Linked DNA regions of Homo sapiens: region 1 is linked to region 2. The links are chromatin contacts, found by Hi-C or POLR2A ChIA-PET in ENCODE. All regions are on one chromosome and are shown on one strand. Each heading gives the region's core, a stretch centred on a gene start or an enhancer-like site at or near the end of the contact. The rest is flanking DNA. Distances are from core to core; before and after follow the strand shown. Region 1 overlaps TJP1 (tight junction protein 1). Region 2 overlaps TJP1 (tight junction protein 1).

What was found. Hi-C counts contacts between places; a loop is a spot of excess contacts on that map. ChIA-PET counts read pairs that join two places held with the same protein, here RNA polymerase II (POLR2A).
Region 1: a map of tibial artery shows a loop between it and region 2 (2.0-fold over the local background). The contact joins two enhancer-like sites. A Hi-C loop is called at or near these places in 4 of 168 maps with a recorded cell type or tissue (Panc1, colonic mucosa, endothelial cell of hepatic sinusoid and 1 more). POLR2A ChIA-PET finds 5 or more read pairs at or near these places in 1 of 52 experiments (Caco-2).

Annotation. Positions count from the first base shown.
Region 1 is chr15:29,733,635-29,736,994 of GRCh38, forward strand. TJP1 (tight junction protein 1) reads right to left here. Exons shown (of 28, transcript NM_001330239.4): 12 at 640-748. Among named protein-coding and RNA genes, the nearest start is that of LCIIAR, 60 kb to the left of the region's middle. Within about 2 kb of position 1,662, at least 4 of the 41 ENCODE cell types and tissues checked have a DNase peak (open chromatin) inside an H3K27ac peak, as active enhancers do.
Region 2 is chr15:29,798,599-29,801,950 of GRCh38, forward strand. It overlaps TJP1 (tight junction protein 1), which reads right to left. Exons shown (of 28, transcript NM_001330239.4): 2 at 2,048-2,104. Among named protein-coding and RNA genes, the nearest start is that of TJP1, 22 kb to the right of the region's middle. Within about 2 kb of position 1,998, at least 2 of the 41 ENCODE cell types and tissues checked have a DNase peak (open chromatin) inside an H3K27ac peak, as active enhancers do.

The DNA.
Region 1 (3,360 bases), core at 412-2,911, 65 kb before region 2:
AAAGGTAATTTTATCCCTCGCCATCCAACATTGGACATTTGCCAATATGCAGTTTTGACTGCCCCATCTGTGTACTGAAAGGGTAAGGGGTGTGTGCTAGTGGCATCTCATCTAGTGAGCAGAGGCTAGGAATGCCCCTAAACATCCACAATACACAGGACAGCCCCTAAAACCACATTATTTGGTCCAAAATGTCAACAGTGCCAAGGCTGAGAAACCTGGCTCTAAGTGAAAATTGTATCACAGAAAAAATGGAGTTTTCTCTTGAATTAATGCTAATAAACATCTGAGTGTATTGCTTAGAAACATCAGTACAAAATCTGAAAGCTGCTCATATATACTTTTGTATGGTTCTGATGGCTAATAAATCAACACTTTCTATCACTTGTAAAGGGTTGGATGGCATTTTATTTAAATTAGAATACTATAAAGGTTAGTCCTATTAGCATGCTCTGCTAATGAGAATCATCTGAAATTCTGTGCTCCTAAATGACTTAGAATTACATAACTTTCTTTGAGATTAACAAATTCATTCATCACTCAACTATGAGTGACTTATTTTTTAAAAATGGAATAAATCCCTTTGTAAGTCCTCAAACTCTACAGGTTTATCTCCTCCATTTTCTGACAGCATCTCACCATCCTTCTTCTTCTGAGCCAATATGGTCACTTCTTCTCCTTTAGGGAGGTCAAGCAGGAAAAGGACGGCTTCTTCTCTTATGATATTTGTAAAATCTACGTTGTTTACCTAATAAATAAGATTTCATAAATCATTCTTGGCTGTTTAAGAATATGAAAATAACATACGCAGGACACAGATACTCTCAGTCTACCTAATTTGAAAATATCACATCTTTTTTTTTTTTTGAGACAGAGTCTCGCTCTGTCGCCCAGGCTGGAGTGCAATGGCACGATCTCAGCTCACTGCAACCTCCACCTCCCAGGTTCAAGTGATTCTCCTGCCTCAGCCTCCCGAGTAGCTGGGATTGCAGGTGCCCACCACCACACCCAGCTAATTTTTTTATATTTTTAGTAGAGATGGGGTTTCACCATGTTGGGCAGGTTGGTCTCAAACTCCTGACCTCAGGTGATCCGCCCGCTTTGGTCTCCTAAAGTGCTGGGACTACAGGCATGAGTCACCACACCCGGCCGAAAATATCACATCTTTTAAGACCAAAAACTTTATTTTACTTTGGAGAAAAGAATACACTCTAATTTTAAAAAAACAGAAACAAATAAAGTGAGTTAAAGGTATAAATTTATTTAAATAGTATTCAGTGTGTCCTGACATTAAAGATCTGTGTAAAATTTAACCAGTTTAGATGAAAAAAGGTAACTTTTTACAAGTTGCTGAGAAAAAAAATCAAAAGAAAATGGGACTAAAAAGACAATCTGCACTGTAGCAACCCTGTAAGAGCATCTGTGTAATGCAGGCTCAGTGTTTGCCAAGTTAATATTTACTTCTATTAGAAGCTTCTAAATGCCAAAATGAACTTATTAAAATGTCACCAGTGACTGTGTGCAGGATTACAGGCAGGTTTTCTTCTTTCCACCTTTTGGAAATTTTCCAGATTAAAAAAGAAAAAAAAAAACCCTAGAAACAAAAAAACCTGACACGCACCACTTACTTTTATGATACAAAACAAAAGTGAACTATTAAGAAACATTTTTTAGCCAGGCGCAGTGACTCATGTCTGTAATCCCAGCACTCTGGGAGGCCAAAGTAGGTGGACTGCTTGAACCCAGGAATTTGAGACCAGTCTGGGCCACGTGGTGAAACCCTGCCTCTACAAAAAATACAAAAATTTGCCACGTGTGGTGGCTAATGCCTGTGGTCCCAGCTACTCAGGAGGCTGAGGGGAAGAATGTTTGAGCCTAGGTGTTTAAGGCTGCAGTGAGCCGTGATCACACCACTGCATTCCAGCCTGGGTGACAGTGAGGCGCTGTCTCAAGGAAAAAAAAAAAAAAAAAAGAAAGAAACGTTTAAAAAAATGTATGCCCTGATTACTTCAAAACAGGGTTAAGAGATGGGTAAGAAAATAGGTCTCTTTACTTTCCTTGGTATAGTGAACGTTATTATACATGTTGTATTTAAATGTTTTTGACCTAACTTGATTGACAACAATGTAAACATCATCAGAAAGAATGACCATATCAGATCAGATGGAAATAGGTCTGAAGTCACCATGATGCCTTGACTTTTTGACATGCTAAGTTTGAAGGGAAAAGGAGGAGGATTCAATGAGAAAATGACAGAGCTCAGGAAATTGCTAAGTGAAAAGACTTTGATTACGAGCTGCTCACTTGAGCAACCAAACCCAAGAAAGAGGCAGTGTAGCAAGAGAAGCAGAGAGTTACCAACATTCTCCAAGTTTTAAAAGTATCAGTAAAGAGGCAGGAAAAGAATAAAAAAATGTACCAGAATGGCAGTATTATGGAATCTAAGGAAAAAAGTACTTCAAAAAAGATTAAGACAGTCAAAACGCTGCTAAAAAATAAAGGAAAATGAGGCTTGAGGATGACATTAACTCAGCAATGGCTTATTGAAAACTGAGCTTCAGTGTGGTGAAGGTGGAAGCCAGGCTGCAAAACTGTATGACCACAATGATTGAAAAGAAAACAGGCAAGGGCCTCAACCACATCCTTCAACAAGTTAAACAGCAAAAAAGGACAAATAAGACAGTGGAAGATAGATGAAGAACCAGTGGAGAGAGAAAGACAAGAAAGTGAACAAAGCTACAAGATTCTGGAGCAGACAGGAGGCTGAATCCAGGACACTGGCAAGAGGCAGGCTGAGTACAGAAAGAGACCAGAATAGAGAGGCCACGGCAAAGACTTTGTGGTAGAGAAGCAGAATAAATGTAGGAGCTCACAATGGACAGATACCTTCTGATTAAAATGGGACATAGTTTAATCTAGCAAATCAAATGGAGGTTTGGATATTTTAAAAAGAAACAGGAGACAGATTAAGATGGTACTATGTCACTAGGTGAAACCGTTTATGGGGAAGGAAGGGAGGACTCTATAGACTCTACTGATACTCTGCATCTAACCTGGGCTTTCCTGATTTGTGTAACTAATCCTGTCTCTTGTGGAGTATGAAGTTTCAAAGCCAGGCAGCTTACACATTTGCCTTTGATGTGAATTCCATCTCCCTGTGTCTGAGCCATTATCTGGGGTTAAAAAGGTCCCAGAGGTTGTGTGGATTGCTTCAAGATGACTCATATGGGAGAGGAACACTTGATGTTGCTTGCTGCCAAGTTGTGGCCCATGGCAGAGTCCTGCCAGTCTGAATGTTTAGTTGAACTTCCAAAGACTACCTGGTAGATATTATCATCGGGATATAAGACTTATTTTCTT
Region 2 (3,352 bases), core at 748-3,247:
TGGTACAGAGAATTTGACCATTTCTTTAAAACTTAAATAATTACCATGGGACCCACAGCAAGTCTTTTCCTAAGTATTTACCCAAAAGAAATAAAAAGTTATGTTCATACAAAAACCTGTACACTAGAGGTTTGTTCATAATCAATGGAAACTGCAAAACACAAATATACCACAACTGGAGAACGAACACACAATTATACATTCATACAATGAAATGCTACTATGCAATAAGAGAAACTACTGATAGAGTAACATCATGGAGAAATCCCAAATGCATTAGGCTAAGTGTAAGAAGTCAGCCTCAAAAGGCTACATGTTGTATGAGTCCATTTACATGACATTCTAGAAAAGGCAAGAATGTACAAAAAGAAACCATATCATTGGTTAAGTGGACGTGAGGGGACCGGGATGATTAAAAATAGGTGTTAAGAGAAAGTTTTTGTATTGAAGTTGTCTTGTATTTTAATTGTGGTGGTTACATGACTGTATATGCTTGTCAAAACTCAGAACTGTAAGGGTCAATTTCACTGTATGTAAATTATACCAATAAAAACAATAAAAGTCTTAATAAAAATAAATGTAATATGATAAAAAAAATACCAAATCATTGACATCGCCACTAGTCATAAGGTAAGAAGTTATTTTATATGTTTAATCATATGTATCTGATTTAAATATGCTACCTATCAATACATTTCAAACAAAGGAAGGCCATGTTGCAGGTTTATGAAAGTTAAGGTTAGTATTAGATAATGATTTCCTTCACCATTTAATAATGAAACATTAAAAAGTTGACTATATCTTATCAGAAAAAAAAATTTTTTTTTTTTTTTGAGAGGGAGTCTCGCCTCTGTCACCCAGGCTGGAGTGCAGTGGCATGATCTCGGCTCACTGCAAGCTCTGCCTCCTGGGTTCACGCCATTCTCCCGCCTCAGCCTCCCGAGTAGCTGGGACTACAGGCACCCGCCACCACGCCTGGCTAATTTTTTTGTATTTTTAGTACAGACAGGGTTTCACCATGTTATCCAGGATGGTCTCAATCTCCTGACCTCGTGATCTGCCTGCCTCAGCCTCCCAAAGTGCTGGGATTACAGGCGTGAGCCACCACACCCAGCCAAAAACAACTATTTTTTAATAATTAATTTACCCATTATCTACTATGTGCAGATCCAAACATTCGTGAGATAATCAGGGGCAGAGTCCAGCAACATGATTCTTTCCCCTTTCCATCTTCCTAATAATGGATATAGCTGGTAGAAATAGTAAGTGTAAAGTGCAAGGCCAGTATTTAAATATTCTCTCTTTCCATACATTCTCTAAGAAAGGGAGTAATCAGTAGATTCAGCTCTCTTGAAAGAGAGGAAAGAGAATTTTGAGAGACACTTAACTTTACAAATTGGTAAAGCATGAACTGGTGTCAACTTGTTCCATTTTAAACTTGTGAAAACCAAGGTTTTCGAAGGTGACTGAATCACTTCCCCATTTCTAAAGCAAGAGAAAGGCAGAACCAGAATTCAAATTGATAGCAGTCTCACTTCGGACAAAGTTCTTAGTCCCACCAAGTAAGAACTCATCTCTTACTACTACTCATCTCTCTTCTCGCATCTGCAATTGTTTAAGCAACAGCTTGGGTCAACATGTTTGAAATCAATTAAGTATCTTTTAGGATTTTATTATGCATACAACCTGGTTTAATTTCAAACTTCACTCCCACAATGGATGCATATATACTCAGAAAGGTTGAAGCAGTTTATAATAATTTATACTAATGTACAGAGTCTTTTATCTGATCACTCAAAATTTTAAAAGCAAATCACTTTTTAAGTCAGGAATAAAAACAGCAAATACTCAAAAGGATATATGAAAAAGTAATCATGCTCACTTTTGACCTTAATAAAAAATTATTGTAACTCTAATTTTAAACAAAAGAATATAGAAAAAGTTTCCTCCTCCCTCTGGCTTCCTGACATCTGGCTTTCCTCTATTGTTTTCAAAGCTGCCAGTATCCTGAGTTATACACAGATTACTTACTGCAACACAAACTTACCCTGTGAAGCGTCACTGTATGTTGTTCCCATATAGCTGTTTCCTCCATTGCTGTGCTCTGATAAAGGAAAAGAAAAACAAATCATTTACCTTTTAAGAAAATGTCCTTAATAAGGTGAGCAAGAACATCCAACAATTCAGCACACTGAAATACCAAAATTCACAGTTAATATTAGAGACACTCTGAAAGGACCTTAATAATTATGGAAAGTTTTTTGTTTGCTTTTAAGAGACAGGAAACGACACACAGGAACTTCCTTTGTTTTTAACTTAATTTGGACAGCTGCTCTATATTCATTTCATGCAAGCTGAAATCAGTATTCAAGCTAATTCTGCAACTTTATACTTAGAAAAGAATAAAAGTTGGAGCGGTATTATCTTAAAATATCTAATGGCACGTAAACATTTAAAAGCATCTCTTATGTTTTACAAACGAAGGGAAAGTTAAATGCCTCTGAACACAGTAATTATAAATATACATGTCACAGGAAAACAGATAAAACCATTAATAGGTTTGGCAAATGGCTGCTTTAACGTCACAAACATGACTACTCTACCTAGTTTCAGTTTTGCTACAGAATTACTTCTCAAGCTTCATTTATAACCAAAAGAAAAAGAACAGCTTTTCTAGTATATGTATCACACACGTAGATACACACAAGAAACAAAAACAAAAAAGAACAATCTCCCAAACTCCCCCAAGAATCATCATAAAATAAAAGCAGTAAGAGCTCCAATACAGGTCCTGCCCAAATTATAGCGTACTTCAGTTTTACCTCCTGTCATGAGCCTCTCAATAGAGAGGAAAATAAATTATTATTTTTTTTTTTTTTTTGAGACGGAGTCTCGCTCTGTCGCCCAGGCTGGAGTGCAGTGGCGGGATCTCGGCTCACTGCAAGCTCCGCCTCCCGGGTTCACGCCATTCTCCTGCCTCAGCCTCCCAAGTAGCTGGGACTACAGGCGCCCGCCACTACGCCCGGCTAATTTTTTGTATTTTTAGTACAGACGGGGTTTCACCGTTTTAGCCGGGATGGTCTCGATCTCCTGACCTCCTGATCCGCCCGCCTCGGCCTCCCAAAGTGCTGGGATTACAGGCGTGAGCCACCGCGCCCGGCCGAAAATAAATTATTATCTAAGGCAGGGGTGTCCAATCTTTTGGCTTCTCTGGGCCACACTTGAAAGAAGAAGAATTGTCTTGGGCCACACATAAAATACACTAACACTAATGAAAGCTGATGAGCTTAAAAAAAAAATTACAAAAAAAAAAATCTCATAATGTTGTAAGAAAATTTACGAATTTGTGTTG